Linked DNA regions of Homo sapiens: region 2 is linked to region 1. Evidence: read pairs that join two places in POLR2A ChIA-PET (ENCODE). Cell type or tissue: GM12878. All regions are shown on one strand.

Evidence for each region. Peaks named below come from ENCODE experiments on the same cell type or tissue, not always from the same donor. Only the 100,000 strongest peaks of a DNase experiment are listed, where the experiment ranks them.
Region 2: POLR2A ChIA-PET joins it to region 1 with 10 read pairs; 3 of 35 experiments call an interaction of 5 or more read pairs at or near these places.

What each region holds. Positions count from the first base shown.
Region 1 is chr12:108,563,112-108,571,111 of GRCh38, reverse strand. ISCU (iron-sulfur cluster assembly enzyme) reads right to left here. Exons shown (of 5, transcript NM_213595.4): 2 at 6,720-6,833; 3 at 5,681-5,791; 4 at 3,844-3,922; 5 at 1,744-2,281. The coding sequence ends at 2,196. Among named protein-coding and RNA genes, the nearest start is that of ISCU, 4.5 kb to the right of the region's middle. RefSeq lists enhancers at 2,027-2,176, 4,596-4,645 and a silencer at 7,287-7,336. In GM12878, CTCF peaks have their summits at 166 and 7,385; DNase peaks (open chromatin) are centred at 2,071, 2,911, 4,931, 7,411 and 1 weaker place; H3K4me3 peaks cover 3,389 bases; H3K27ac peaks cover 8,000 bases.
Region 2 is chr12:109,070,916-109,078,915 of GRCh38, reverse strand. USP30 (ubiquitin specific peptidase 30) reads right to left here. Exons shown (of 13, transcript NM_032663.5): 5 at 7,206-7,304; 6 at 6,566-6,611; 7 at 5,384-5,478. Among named protein-coding and RNA genes, the nearest start is that of ALKBH2, 19 kb to the left of the region's middle. In GM12878, no CTCF peak of the experiment used is centred here; no DNase peak of the experiment used is centred here.

The DNA.
Region 1 (8,000 bases):
CAGGATTACAGATGTAAGGGCCTGGAACAGAGCACAGGTGCTTGACAGACCATTTTAACTTATCTGTGGAGGTTTTCCATGGACAGGTTTATTTAGAGATGCTAAGACCTATTTGGAGGCTGCAAAAACCCCTAGACTTGAGTTCACTGAAGGGCACATGATGCCCTCATGTGGCTCAAACTAGATTTGTTTGGGGAAAGAGTGTCTTTAATGTGAATTTAAAAAATATCCATTTGTTTTAGCAGTACAACCACGTTTAGAGACTTGGGCTCTTCTGGGAATATTGCTTTGTTTATAAGCTCCTCCTGATGTTCAACTCTGAGGATGTTCACTGGGACAGAAATGTCTCATTTAAATTAAAAAAATCACAAAGAAAAGTGGTGGGGAATTGTGGTGGTGCCACATGTAATAAAGAAGGGAGAGACAAGCTCAGTCTAGAGGGACTGTGAATTAAATTGCAGAACATGCCACACAGGACAATTTTACATGGTTCTACCCAGGGTTCTAATTTGAGATTCCTATAAAGGCCCTGGTCTGTGGCTGCCTTCACAGACTACAGAAGGAACAGTCTTTGAAGTTCTGTGCCCTCCACCAGAACCCAGAGCATTAAAACAAAAAAACAAAAAACAACAAAAAAAACAAGGGAGGTATATTTAAGAGGCAGCCAGCCTATACCTGAACAAAAAAACCACCACCAGAAAAAACAAACACATCTTACTTTTGAAGCTGAACATTTGAGACTATGGCAGTCAATATTTCAATAACCCATTTTCACTAGAAGATAGGGCATCCTTTATTGAGATTTGCATGACTATGGGTAGCTAAAAATAGGGAGACATCAGGGTAGGAGGGCCCGTGCTTAGACTTATGCCCAAGCCAGGGATGAATGTTTGTTTGTTTGGCTTTGAGACGGAGTCTTGCTCTGTCTCCCAGGCTGGAGTGCACTGGTGTGATCTTGGCTCACTGCTACCTCCACTTCCCAGGTCAAGTGATTCTCCTGCCTCAGCCTCCCGAGCAGCTGGGATTACAGGTGCGTGCCGCCATGCCTGGCTAATTTTTGTAATTTTAGTAGAGATGGGGTTTCACTACCTTGGCCAGGCTGGTCTTGAACTCTTGACCTCGTGATCCACCCGCCTTGGCCTCCCAAAGTGCTGGGATTACAGGTGTGAGCCACTGCGCCCGGCTGGATGAATGTTTTTTAAACAACCTTAGGTGTACTATGCAGGTACAGATAGTTCAGAATGAACCACTTAAGATACTACATCTATGCAGAACACAGCATTCAGAAGTTTCTTCCCTAAAGTTTGGCTCATCTACGACCACAAAAAACCCAAGAGGTTCTTAAAAGTCAGGGGCTCTGGAATTACCTGCCCAGACAGAAGTCAGAAACTTGGGCCTAGAAATCCGCATTTTAAACTCATTCCCGAGGTGCTCTTCATGTATCTGGTCTACCGCTTTAGGGTGCCAAGCTAATGCTTTTTAGATTTGAGCAACCAGTGAAATTACAGAAAGAATCTTCAAGACTTACTTTGAGCTTTCAACTACTATCACACAAAGAACAATGACAAGCGATAATCATCTCCTTTCATCCTTGTTCCAAAAAATATTACGTATATTTGTCTTTGTTTGCTTGGAGAGCTGTGTATGTCACTGCGGTCCAACCTCTGGGAACCCCAAGGGGCTTTGGGCACCACTTCAGGGTGAATGATGGGCCCAAGAGACAAGGCTTACTAGAGAACACCATCATCTTCCATTATTTTATTATTTTTTATACATATATATATATGCGCAATCTGTTTTATGTACAACAATTGGTTCTATCAAATATTCAGACCAAGGCATTCTACTGGTAATTTCCCCCCAAATCAATTCAGGTAAAATTAGATACTTATGCACTTCACGGGCTATCAAAACTTGCAACTTCATTATCAATTTCAGTTCTGAGGTCATACACACAATTCAAAATATACATTAACTAGGTTAAGGCGATAAAAGTGGGCTGAAAGAAACCACAGGATTCAGAACAATGAAACTGTGTATTTTGCTTGCATGAGAGTCATAACGTGAACAGCAAGTATTGTGCGTATCTCATAGCTCTTCAGTGGAGAGGAAGCGGCTTCTGAACATCTAAGGTGACTGCACAGCAGGTGGGAAACAGCTGGTGTGGCCTGCTGGAGGCTTCGCCGAGGGAGGGCTCATTTCTTCTCTGCCTCTCCTTTTTTGGGTTCTTGTTTCAATTTGTAATCAGCCAGGGCGGCCTTGATTGCATCTTCAGCCAGCACTGGAAGTAACGGAAGGAAAGAAGCCTAAGTTTCTAGATGTGAAAGAAATGGACTTGGGAATAGAATCTTTAAGAGCTGGGAGGAAGTGGTGCTGGTGGGGACTAATGGAGTAACCAAGCCAGAAAGCTGGGGTGAGGAGTTGCTGGGCACGTCAGCAGCTGCTTCCTGAGCTGAGTTACTCCTGCGGGTGATCCTGGAGACAGACTAGGGTTAAAAATCTGTGATCCCAGGCTAGTTCCTTAGCCTCTTTGACCCTACTTTCTCTTCTATAGAACTGGGATAATCATGCTTTTCTTGCCAGGATAGTGTGGGGACTTACAGAAGATGTCTGACACATAGTAGGGACACAGGAAATGTTACTTCTTGCCTGCTCCCATCAAAGTCTAGCTTTGGACAAAATCTTGTCATGATAAAAAAGTTGACATGCCCTTTGGAAAAAAGATCATGTCAATCTGTTGATGGGATGGCATTTGCCACATCACCCTCTAGTGATCGAGAGTTTGACCACTTTTATTTAGGAGTCAATATTCAAAGTGAGGCTATGGGGAAAATAAAAACTGAGAGAGCTGGAATGACAGCAGAAAGCAAGCAAATAACAGAGAACATCAGCTAAAGGTTTCAGTACCTAAAAAGGCCTAATAAAAGGGCTGGGGATTTCCTGAAACCATGTGAAAATGTTTACAAGTGATGACCTTTCTTTATGGGTACTTAAAATTCCAGATCAAGTGGAAAGAACTTAGGTCTGACCAGGCTTCCTGAAGAATGAGTTAGTGTGTCTGCCCCGGCACCTGGCTCTTCTGCTGTGAGTATTACCTTGGCAAGAGGCCTGACTCTCTGCTGATTTTTAACTAATTTGGTTAGTAAACCTCCATCGATGCATTAAGGCTAATGTTTCTCATTCCTTCTTTCCCTGAGAAGGTTAAGAAATGATGGAAAAAGCATTAGATTTAATACAGAGACCAAACTGGAAAGCCAAGTACAAGTCTTAAGGCATCTGGGCTTTTTTTTAGGATAGCAGGGAGGGGGACATTGTACAACTGGGCTTAGTTGTTCCATATATACAGATGCAGACCCCGACAGGAATACCATCCAGACAGGAAGTGAAGAAATACACAGGAAACAGGATTATGGCGAAAGCTGAGTTTTCTCCTCTGCTGGAAACAGCACAGATTCTGAAATCAAAGATTGGAGCTTAAATTCTGGCTCTTCCACTTATTAGCCATGTGATGTGGGCGTCTCAACCCAAGCCTTAGCTTCCTCATCCATAAGAGGGAAGTAATGACATCTACTGTGCACTCAAGGATATTTGTGAGGTTTAGAAATTACGCCCATGAAGTGCTCAGTATGATGGCTGGTGCATACCTCCTTCTGGCATGATTCTCTTAGGGATGAATGTGAGACCATGGGGGCTCTAACCCTCTGCAGGTTATAAGGACAGACTCATGAGCTCTAATTCTGAGGGTTACAAACGTGGGCTCCATGATCTAAAAGGACTGTTGCAAACCAAGTTGAAATTACTGCCAAATGTCCCAGCTGACTGGTATGGAGAGCAGAGACTTACTGGAGCAGTGCAGTTTCACGGGAGGAAGGCAGAGCTCCTTGGCGATATCTGTGTTTTTGATAGTCAAGGCTTCCTCCACCTGAGAGGCATAATGGAAAGATGGGCAGTTTTAGCAACACTTTATCTTGTGAGGGCCAGCCAATAAAAAAGGGAGGCCAAAGAGGCTCTCAGGGTTGGTGGGGATGATTTCTGTTTAATAACTCAAACGGCTAAGGGTCTTCTCAGGACTCCCACTTTATCAAAGCTGCAGCTGGGATTCTCAAGCATGAAGTATACACAGCTGCACTGCCTGGCTTGGGTAAGCAAAGACAGCCCAGACACTTCTCTAAGTCAGGAGTGGAACCTGTGAGAAGTCTCTTAGGGATCTGCTTGTGGCCTGTAACAGGAATCTCTTCCTTAAAAGGTAGTGATTTCCTATGCTGGTTTTGTGAATATCAGCTTCTCCGATGTCCTCATACCAAATGTTAGCCTAAATCCTTTTGACTAGAAGTGCCGAATGGCATCAGAGAGGTTGGGAAGATTTCAGGTAAGTAGCACAGTGGCAGTGGCACAGCCGAGTCAGGCCGAATGCTCTCTTTGGTGTCCCCTTTGCCTATAGGAGCATCTCCTCCAGATCAACTAAAGAGGATGCCTGGGGTCTGGTTGACAGCCCTGGGGGATAATGTGAGGCAGGCAGATCCTTGCCCATGTAGAACAGTGCCCCACTGCCTTACAGAAAACCAGATTTCCCAACAGCCAGACTCTTTGACTATGTCTATCATTCAGTTTCCCAATTCTGCTAACCCTTCTTGGTTGATTCAGGTTCTGCTCCTGAAACTCAGATGGGAGATCTCAAGGTTAAAGAAATGTCCTCTCTCCCATTTTCTGATCACAATTCACAGTCCCCTAAGGGCCAGGTTCTGGGAGCAAAAGTGCCTTGTCTCATTTCTCCCTTCACCTGAGGACAGTTCCTGACAAATCACTTCAGAGCTACCTCCTGCCACAGCAGGTTAGGTCTGAGCTTCCTGGCCCACAGGGGCTTGCCAGCCAGAAGGCCGTGAGCCACAGGAAGCAGGTGGCACGTGGCCTGGCAAACTGCTCTGCTGTGGAGCTGGCCAGCTTCCAAGCATGCTCCTCTGTGACTCAGCTCCCTGAACCTGGTCCCTTGGGGCAGCAAAGATGAGTGCCTTGCTGGTTGGCTTTTCTGAGAGGTTTTGACAGCAACTGGATTTTAGAAAGTCCAGCTCTTCACTGTGTTTGGGACCTTTGACCTCTGCAGCTACCAGGGAAAGACACTTGGGAGACAAAGGGATGAAAAAGAAGTTCTAGCTCTTTATTATCTCTGCCTTTAGAGGGCTTGCGATCAGCCACCTGGATCACTGTTCTGATTTCGTTGTTCACTTTGCCCCCACCCTTGCTGTCTTTTTGATTATTTAATCCCTCTTTTAACACAGGCTAGTTTATTTCACCAATTCTTGAAAGCCACCTAGAACCCTTCCTGAAACATGAGAGGAAATAAACAAGAAAATAACTACCTTATAACAACTCTCTGACTTGAGAAATTATAAGAGCACTGGTAACCTTAGAGAAAGCCAAAGATTTCTTTTAAATTCTATTTTGTTAGAGGGACAGGTGAGGATCTTTTTTATATGTAATTAACACCCAAACAAACAAAAAAATAAAAATGATCAACAAGAAAAAAACCCAAACAACACCTAGTAGAATGATCCATAATTCCCAATTTGAAGAAATGATAATATAATCAACATCTGCATAGGAGAAATTTTAAAAATTTAGAATATTAAAAAAAAGTCATGGTTACTTGTTTTTGACCCATTAGATTTGTGAGCCACCTTACCGTCTTTCCTTTCACCCATTCAGTGGCTAATGAGCTGGAGGCAATTGCGGAACCACAGCCAAATGTTTTAAACCTAGCATCCACAATCTTCCCCTTTTCATCCACTTGAATCTAGAAAAGAGACAAGAGTTAAGTGGTGAGTCCTGGGACCACCCTCTGGAACCTGGCACTCACGAAGGTTCACCAGGGCCTTCCCCAAGGGCTTTGGGCTTGCTTTCCACACTAAGTGATGGCATTAATTACTGACTTTGCCTTGTTTCAAAGAGCTCAGTGATGAAAAGTGAAATGCAGGGACAACTATCCAGGCCCAACTGACAAAGATCAGCTGAAAAATATGTCCCTCCACTCCAATATTCTTTTGTTTTGTGACTCTGGCCTGCATTTTGGCTATGAACTTCTATTTGTGGAAGTCTGCTCACAGCTGCTGGGGCAATCTGGCCTCTTTAAACACTGACAGAGTCCACAATAAAGGTCTCTGGTTAATACTTTTTTCTTGGGCAGCAGATTACACTTAGTGGTTTCCTCCTGTTTTGTTTCTGTATTCCAAGATAGGTATGAAGACCTCTGGCAAGCTGCCCACTCACCATGAAGCAGCAGATTGGTGCTACAACTACAGTTTACCCAAAGCACTAGACACTATTTTCATGTTTCCCCCAATCTGGGGACAGGTTTAATTTACTGTGTTTCTTGTTTCATTGGGGACTGCTAGCTCACTGGGATTTTCCTTTGATCAGTAAAATTCACAAAACTCTTTAGTTGGCTGAAGTCAGAATTTAAACTGATACAGTGAGTACAAAAATGAGATTACTTTTCTATTTTGGAAAAAGTTGGCATAGTACACTAGCCTAGCAGGAGAGCTACGATTGAGGCCCTGCTCCAGTCATATCTAACATGGACTCATCCCATCTCACAGGAATGGAGACCAAGTGAAATGCTTGGAGATCTCACAGGAATAAAGATGGAGACCAAGTGAAATGCGCAAGTGCTTTGTAAACTTAAAGGGATTATTGTTATCACTATTAAAAAAGACTAGCCATACCTGTAATTTCATTACGTCACCACATGCTGGAGCCCCCACCAGTCCAGTTCCAACATTTTTAGATGTCTTGTCAAGGGACCCCACGTTTCTAGGATTTTCATAATGATCAACAACCTAAAATGAGAGGGTTAAGATAAATCATGTTCACTCTCTATTGGTACTGGTCTCTGGTTTGATGGTAAGCTCCTCGGTCAGCATCTTGAACCTGGCAGGCAATCACTAAATACCAAATTTCACCTGAGTAGAAAGGTCTACACTCATGTCAATGAGAACCATTTGTGACCCCCAATTCCTTTTGTGTCTCCTCTACAATACTTCACAGATTTGAGATACCTAGAAGAAAAAAAAATCAGTGAAATCATGTCTTAGTTCCATAGGATTTTTACAAAAATACTTGACTTTCACCCACCTACATCACCAGACTTGGGCTCAAACAGCAGTTTTGTTATTTTCAAATAAAATCCATCCTCAAAGGATGATTACTATTTAAAAATTCTAAAAATAACCATGGCCCAGGGAGGGAAAGCTTTCTTAGAAGCCTTAAGGTGACTGTTACACAGGGAACAATGCTATGGAATGTGTACGTTTATGTGTCTTTTAAAATAAAAACAGTGCCATTACCGTATTTCACAGCCTGTCATCACCCTGGTGCAGCAGCGCACCCTGGCTGCTGAAAGGCTGCTAGTCCAAGTTTCTTCAGGGTGTACCCTCAACAAAACACACCCCCGGGAGGGGGAGGAGTGAAGAAGCCCTTGGAGAAAGGGCAGAAGCCAGATCACAATAAACATCCATTCGAACTGGCACACAGAAGGCCTTAATAACCTTGAGGTTTGGTTACTGGTTAGTAGTAAGCACGCCGATCTTCCAGTCCCCTTTTCCCCCCATCTGACTAAGGATTTTGACTCCAAGTAAAAGGGACCTCAGGATAGTATCTAATGTAGGGGCCTTTTGTGCCACGTTGATTTATGGCATTCTTTAGTTGTTTCTCGAGTGGGAGTCTCACGTCTGGGGGACTTTGTGCCACCAGACAGCAAGGGGCTGCAGACTATGAATCTATCCCTCCTTCCCCGCCAAAAAACCCCCCAAACAAAACAAAAACATTACGCATGTTGGTTACAAGCCTGACTCCCCTATGCACTCCTAAAGCAGTAACAGAAACGGTCTCCTCGTGCTGGGGCCTATGTGCCAGGAACCATGCCAGGACTCCACGCACAGTATCCTTTGTAAGGGACAGCTGAGAGCCCCCCATTTACACCTGGGGAAACAGGTTCAGAGAGGCGC
Region 2 (8,000 bases), 510 kb before region 1:
ACAATGTCCTTAAAGTGATGAATTTAAAATAAACCAAAGCAAAACCACGGCAACACTGTCAACCCAAAGTTCTATATCCAGCAGTAGTATTCTTCAAAAATGAAGGCAAGACAAAAACATTTTCATATACATGAAATCTAAGTGTATCTGTCAGCAGTACACCTATAACAAATGTTAAAAGGAAGTTTTTAGGCCAAAAGGGAAAAAACATCAAATGGATTTTGATCTACAAGAAAGACTGAGAACAAGAAAAATGGTAAACATATTTTTCTATTAATTAATTAGTAGAAGAGAAGGCAACTCTTTTTTTTTTTTTTGAGATGGAGTCTCGCTTTGTCGCCCAGGCTGGCATGCAGTGGTGTGATCTCGGCTCACTGCAACCTCTGCCTCCCAGGTTCAAGCAATTCTCCTGCCTCAGCCTCTTAAGAGAAGGCAACTCTTGCATACTACTGGTGGGAATGTAAACTGGTGCAGCTATTTTTTTTTTTTTTTGAGACTCAGTCTCACTCTGTCGCCCAGACTGAAGTGCAGTGGCGTGATCTCGGCTCACCACAACATCGGCCTCCTGGGTTCAAGCCATTCTCCTGCCTCAGCCTCCCGAGTAGCTGGGATTACAGACGCCCGCCACCAGGCCCAGCTAATTTTTGTAATTTTAGTAGAGACGGGGTTTCACCATGTTGGCCATGCTGGTCTTGAACTCCTGACCTCGTGATCCACTCGTCTCAGCCTTCCAAAGTGCTGGGATTACAGACGTGAGCCACAGCACCTGGCTGGTGCAGCTATTATGGAAAATTGTACGGAGGAGGTTCCTCAAAAAGTTAAGAACAGAACTACTGTATGAACTAGCAATACCACTTCCAGGTATATATCCAAAGGAAATGAAATGAAACACATATAACTCTTTAAAGCAAAAACTATGACACAGTATTGTGAGGTTTATAATGTATGTATAATAGCACAAAGGCTGGGGTAACAGAACTATACTTTTGTAATATTCCAGGATTTTACATGAAGTATAATATTAACTCTAAATAGAATGTGATAAGGTAAAACTGCATAACGTAATCTCTCACACACACCCTCCCCCCCCAACACAAACACACAAGAGTAAAGCTAAAAGGCCAACAAAGGTATTAAAATGGAATACTAAAAAGTATTCCATTAACCTGAAAGAAGCCAGTGAAGGGGGAACAGAGGAACAAGAAAATATGTAAGACAAACAGAAAACAAATGGTAAAATGGCAGACCTAAATCTAATCACATCAATACTTACATTAAATGTAAATGGACTAAGCATTCCAACTAAAAGATTGTCAAGCTAGTTAAAAAAGCAAGACCCATTATATGCTGTCCACAAAGTCACACTTTAAATACAAAGGCCGAAAATGACAGAAAGAAATGACCAAATAAACATTAGCTAGATTAAAAATGAATCATTCAAATAGACTTCAAGTCAAGGAGTCTTAGCAGAGATGAAGAGGGACAATTTATCATGACAAGATGAGTTAACTCATCATAATACATATGCTTGTATCCAATAACAAAGTTTAAAAAAAATTAGCAGAAATAGAGCTAAAGAAAAGACAAATTTTAGCAAACAAGCAAGAAATAATACCAATATTAAACAAAATCTTTCAGTAAACAGAGGAAGGAACATTTTCCAGCCTATTTTATGAGGCTAGTATAATCCTTATAACAAAGCCTGACAAAGACATCACAAGAGAAGAAAAGTGTAAGAACAATATTCCTCATAAACACAGATACTAATATCCTTTAGGAAATATTAGCAAATCAAATTCAATAATATATAAAAACAATAAAGCATCATGATCAAGTGGGGTTTATCCCAGAAAGGTTGGTTTAACATTAGAAAAATCAATCACTGGCTGGGCACAGTGGCTCATGCCTGTAATCCCAGCACTTTGAGAGGCTGAGGCAGGCGGATCACGAGGTCAGGAGATCGAGACCATCCTGGCTAACACGGTGAAACCCTGTCTCTACTAAAAAATACAAAAAATTAGCCGGGCGTGGTGGCGGGCGCCTGTAGTCCCAGCTACTCGGGAGGCTGAGGCAGGAGAATGGCGTGAACCTGGGAGGTGGAGCTTGCAGTGAGCCGAGATCACGCCACTGCACTCCAGCCTGGGCGACAGAGCAAGACTCCGTCTCAAAAAAAAAAAAAAAAAGAAAAAATCAATCACTGTAATTCACCAAGTCAACAGAATAAGACTAAAATATGATCATTTCAATGGATGCAGAAAAAACTGACAAAATCCAATCACTATTCATTACAAAAATTCTCAGCAAACTAGGAACAGAAGGGAAGTTTGTCAGTATGATAAAGAGGTATACTAAAACCTAAAGCTAATATCATACTTAATTATAAAACACCAAATACTTGCTTCAGAAGATTTGAAACAAAGCAAAGATGTCTGCCATCATCACTCTTATTTAACTTTGTACCATAAGTCTTAGCCAGGATAATAAGGCAAAGAAAAAAAAAAAAAAGGAATAAAGATTGGGTTGGAAAGGAAGAACTAAAACTATTTCTATTCATAAGCAACATGACTGTTTGCATACACAGAGAATGCTAAGGAATACATAACAAAACTTCTACAGCTTCTAGAAGTAATAAATGAATGTTTACAAAAATCTCAAGATATAAGGTCAATATATAAACAGCTGTATGTCTATATACTAGTGGCAAACAATTTGAAAATAAATTTTTTTAAATTCCACTTACAATAGTATCAAAATAATGCACGGAAAAAAGAGATGAATAGTCAACTTATAGATTACAGTTCCTTAACATATCTTACATATCTTTTAATATATGAACCTTATTTTTAAAAAGACCATTCAACATATTAGTCTTCAAGGTAATGTCACTCAGAACCGCAATGACACAGCAAATGAAACAATCAACAAAATGAAAAGGCAACATATGGAATGAAAGAAAATATTAGCAAACCATATATCTGATAAGAGGTTAATATCCAAAATTGAATACTTGAAATACACTAAAAGAGTGTTTATAAGGAACTCATATGGACCAACAGCAAAAAAAAAAAAAAAAAGAAAAAGTAACATGATTAAAAAATGGGCAAAGGAGCTGAACAGACACTTTGCAAAAAAAAGACATACAAATGGCCAGTGGGTATATGAAAAGGCACTCAATATCACTAATCATCAGGGAAATGCAAATAAAACCATAAAGAGCTATCACCGCACACCTGTTAGGATGGCTATTACCAAAATGACAGCATGTGGTCAGGCACAGTGGCTCATGCCTTAATCCCAGCACTTTGGGAGGCCGAGACAGGCGGATCACTTGAGGTTGGGAGTTCAAGACCAGCCTGGCCAATATGGTGAAACCCGATCTCTACTAAAAATACAAAAGATTAGCTGGGTGTGTTGGCGGGTGCCTGTAATCCCAGCTACTTGGGAGACTGTGGTGGGAGAATTGCTTGAACCCAAGAGACGGAGGTTGCAGTGAGCCAAGATGGCACCACTGCACTCTAGTTTGGGTGCAGCAGAGCGAGACTCTGTCTGAAAAAAAAAGACAGCACGTAACAAGTGTTGCCGAGGGTGTGGAGAGAAGGCAACTCTTGCATACTGTTGGTGGGAATGTAAATGGAAAACAGTATGAAGGTTCCTCAAAAAGTTAAGAATAGAACTATTATATGAACTAGCAATGCCACTCCTAGGTATATATCCAGAGGAAATGAAATCAGTATCTCAAAGATACATCTGCAAAACAATCTTCATTGTAGCATTATTCACAATAGCCAAGATATGGAATGTCCACAGACAGATGAATGAGAAAATGTGGTATACACATATAATGGAATATTATTCAGCCATCAAAAAGGAAGTCCTACCATCTGTGACAACATGGATGAACCTGGAGGACATCTGCTATGTGAAATAAGCCAGATATAGAAAGATAAACACCACCTGATCTCATACCTATATGGAATCTAGAAAAGTCAAACTCACAGAAGCAGAGTACATGCTGGCTGCCAGGGGCTGGGGAGGTGGGGAGATGTTGCTCAAAGATGCAAACCTTCAGTTATAAGACGAATAAGTTCTGGAGAGTTAACGTACAGCATGGTGACTACAGTTAATAATACTGTATTGTATTCTTGAAATATACTAAGAGAGTGTTCTCACCACATATGAGCACAGGTGCACGTGCACACACACACACACAGTCATACATCAAATCTTCACTTTGTACACCCTAAATATATACAATTTTTATTGTCGATTAGATCTCAATAAAACTGGGGGAAAAAGCCACAGTGAGATACTACTTTGCACTCAGTAGGATGGCTAGAACCTCAATGTTAGACAGGACCTAGAGAGTGGGCTGACATCAAAATGTGGGTGAGGCTGTGAAGAAATTGGAACCCCTCATACACTGCCGGTGGGAATGAAAAATGGCATAGCCACTTTGGAAAACAGTCTGGCAGTTCCTTAAAAGGTTAAACAAAAGAGTTACCATATAAGCTAGCAATTCTACTCTGAGGTATATACCCAACTGAAGTGAAAATATATGTCCACACAAAAACTTGTATGTAAATGTTCACAGCAACATTATTCATAATGGCCAAAAAGTGTTAACAATCCAAATGCCCATCAACTGATGAATGGATAAAAATGTTGTAGATCCATGTAATGCAATATTATTTGGTAATAAAAGGAACAAAGTACTGATTCATGCCAAAATATGGAAGAAACGTGGAAATATTATGCTAAATGAAAGAAGCCAGACACAAAAAGCCACACATTACATGATTCCATTTATATGAAGCATCCAGAATATGCAAATCCATAGAGACAGAGGTAGATTCATGGTTGACAAGGGTAGGGTGATGGAAAGGATGGGGAGAGGTTGCTAATGAGTATGGAGTTTCTTTAGGGGGCAATGAAAATGTTATAAAGTTGACTGATCCCGGAGTCAGTAATGGCTGTGAAAAAATAAAATAAAATAAAATGGATTGGGGTGACAGTTGTACAATTCTCTCTTTTTGTATGATGTTGGAAATTTTCCATAATAAAATATTATTTTAAAACCTCAAAAGTAAAGGGGAAAAAACCAGCCCTAGAATCTACTGTGTCCACCATGAGCATAGACTCAACCACTGGACTCAAGAGCCTGCCAATCCACAGTGGGTCTGTTGTCCTTGGTGCAGAAGATGCCATCTGACCTCAAATGACATGCTGACACTGACCAAAGTGGGGTAGTCAGTCCACTAGTGTGCAGAGGCCAGGTAGTCTCTAACACCAGTGACCGATGTCAGCCCACTCTCTAGGTCCTTTCAAGAATCCTAACTTTTGGAAAACCTCTCCCGGAAATATCAAGTGTTGGTATTGTATTTACCTGGTGTTCACAGTGTTTGCAGACCATATTACTAGTGAGTCTTCCATGAAAAGGATGTTGAGACTTCCAGTGATTGGATGTAGGGTGAGGTGACCCTGGAATGCAAAAAGTTTTTTGATATGTCACTTTTAGCCCTTTGGCACCAAGCTCAACATTCATCTTCCTTTCTAGCATGTGGTAGAAACTACCTCTTAAGAAAAAATATTCTTGAAAAGTACATTGAAATAGCTTTCCTCATTGACTTCCATCCAAAAGACATCCCATTCCTTCATAGGAGAATTTACACAGATCTATCTTTATATACGGTTTCTGTATAATGGGTAGAGCCACATTTTAAAAAGGAATTTGTGTTGAATAATGTCTTTTTACAAACATATGCTTAAAATGTTTGAGATGTCAAAAGAAGGATACCACAAGTGAACATTCCATAAAGCGAGATAAAATCTTCTGAAATAAACAGAATAAGCAAGTTCTGAATAACTAGGCCTTTCTTTGGCTAGAATGGGGTTTAATGGAAAGAACATAAGTGAGAAACCTGGGCTCTGGAGTTGTGCAGCCCAGGGATCAGCTCTGGCTGTGCTTCTTATTCACTACCTGACCTGGGAATGCCTTTAATCTCTACAAGCCTCAGTGTGCGGAAAATTGGGATAGTTATTATCCCATTAACTCCAGTATCATCAACTTTGTAGAGTTGTTATGAGGCTTAAATGAGATAATGCAATGCCTGGCAAACAGCATGGGCTCAAAAAATATTTGTTCCTATTACTACACAGAGGAATTAATATGCTAATCTTATTTTTTAAGTCTTAAGAAAACAACAATTTCCTCCTAAGGATGACTGTGGTAATATGCAATAGAATTTGGCAGCACTGGAAATGCTGAGGACACGACAGATTCAGCTCATTATGTTCTTCCCAGGATCAATTCAAAAAGGTAAAAAGAAAGCCCTTGTTTGAAGTACAAATAAGCCAGTTTCAAGAAAAGTCAGCTGGGCTGGGGTGCAAGGGAACACCAAGAGAATCTATTTAAAGCTATTTCCAAAATACAAGTTCCTTTGCAAGCACATCACACTTCAAGCTGGCCTGTATGTCACCAGAAAAAAATCTTTTTAAAACAAGCAAATTATTATCATATCTTAAAAGTCCACATCTTATGTGTTATATTTCAATGGAAAACAGCTACCTCTTGTGCGGCAGGTAATTTGTTTGGGAGTTATTTCTGACTGCTGCTGTAGGGGAGAAAAAAAAAAAACAGACTGAAAACCTTACTATAATCCCTTTCACCACCCTCACCCCACCCCTAAACCTTACAAGTTTCTACGTTGATTACACCACTAAAAATCAACTTTTAACAAAGCTCAGGTTTCTAAAGGTAGCCTCAATTAGCCTATCTGGCTGGATACTATGAATATTCTTTCATCAAATGCAATAGAAACATATTTCTTCTCTCCAGAATATTTTCATCCTTACTGGTTAACTTTTGTCAACTCCTCCGATATTTATACTGTTACAGGGAAATGAGGGCTCACTTAGCATTCCTATGGCCCCTGTTCCCCTGTATTAAACAGGAAAAAATAACACATTCTTTATTCTCAAAGCCAACACAAATTGCAGCAATGAATCATTTGAAAGAGCCTTGACATCCCTAATCAGATCACCAACTGCAAAGCATGTAGTTTTAAGACCCTCCCCTGGCCTCATTCCCACCACTGATTTTTACTGAATCTTACTTTTAAAGTTGTACAAAGATTACACTTGCCTCCCCTATACTTATTAAATATGCACAAGCTGCACAGAACGTGTTGGAAATATTAATGGTTTACCTCCAGGGAATGCACATCAAACAAATGTGTGACCCGAGGCTGGCGGTCTCGCTCATCTTCCAATGACGAGGTAATGACATGGAATAATTCGTGAGCATCCTGTCATAGGGCAAAGCATTCTTTAGAGAGGTTGGAAGAGGCAAGAGCAAGATCAGAACTACCCACCTCGGGCAGACACCCTACAGTGAATGTGGGTAGAATTTGCTTTCTACCTTCTCAAGGCCCAGCTCATTAAAGAAAACAGTTATGTCCTGGACACTGTCACGAGTGAAGACCCTCAAGCAAGAGGTCCAGGAGCAGAGAGCAGGAGAGAAAGCCAGGTGGCTGCCTTCACGCCAGCAGTCTATGAGACCATTCTGTTTCACTGAGACAGCCTTGACCTCCACTCCGATTTCAAAAGATTATGTTTTTTGTTAATTGTGGTAAAATACACATATCATAACATTTATCATCTTAACATGAATGATTCTGTGGCATTAAGTACATTCATGTTGTTGTACAATCATCACTGCCATCCATCTTCAGAACTTTCTCATCTTCCCCAGCTGAAACTCCATATCTGTTAAACACTGATTTCCCATTTCCCCTTCCCCAACCCCTGGCACCCACCATTCTTTATCTCTCTAGGAATCTGATTACTCTGGGAACCTCACACAAGTGGAATCATACAGTGTTGGTCTTTGTGACTGGCTTATTTTCCTCGGCATAACGTCTTCAAGCTTCACCTATGTTGTAGCATACTGCAGAATTTCCTTCCTTTTTAAGGCTGAATAATATTCCATTGTATGAAAGTTT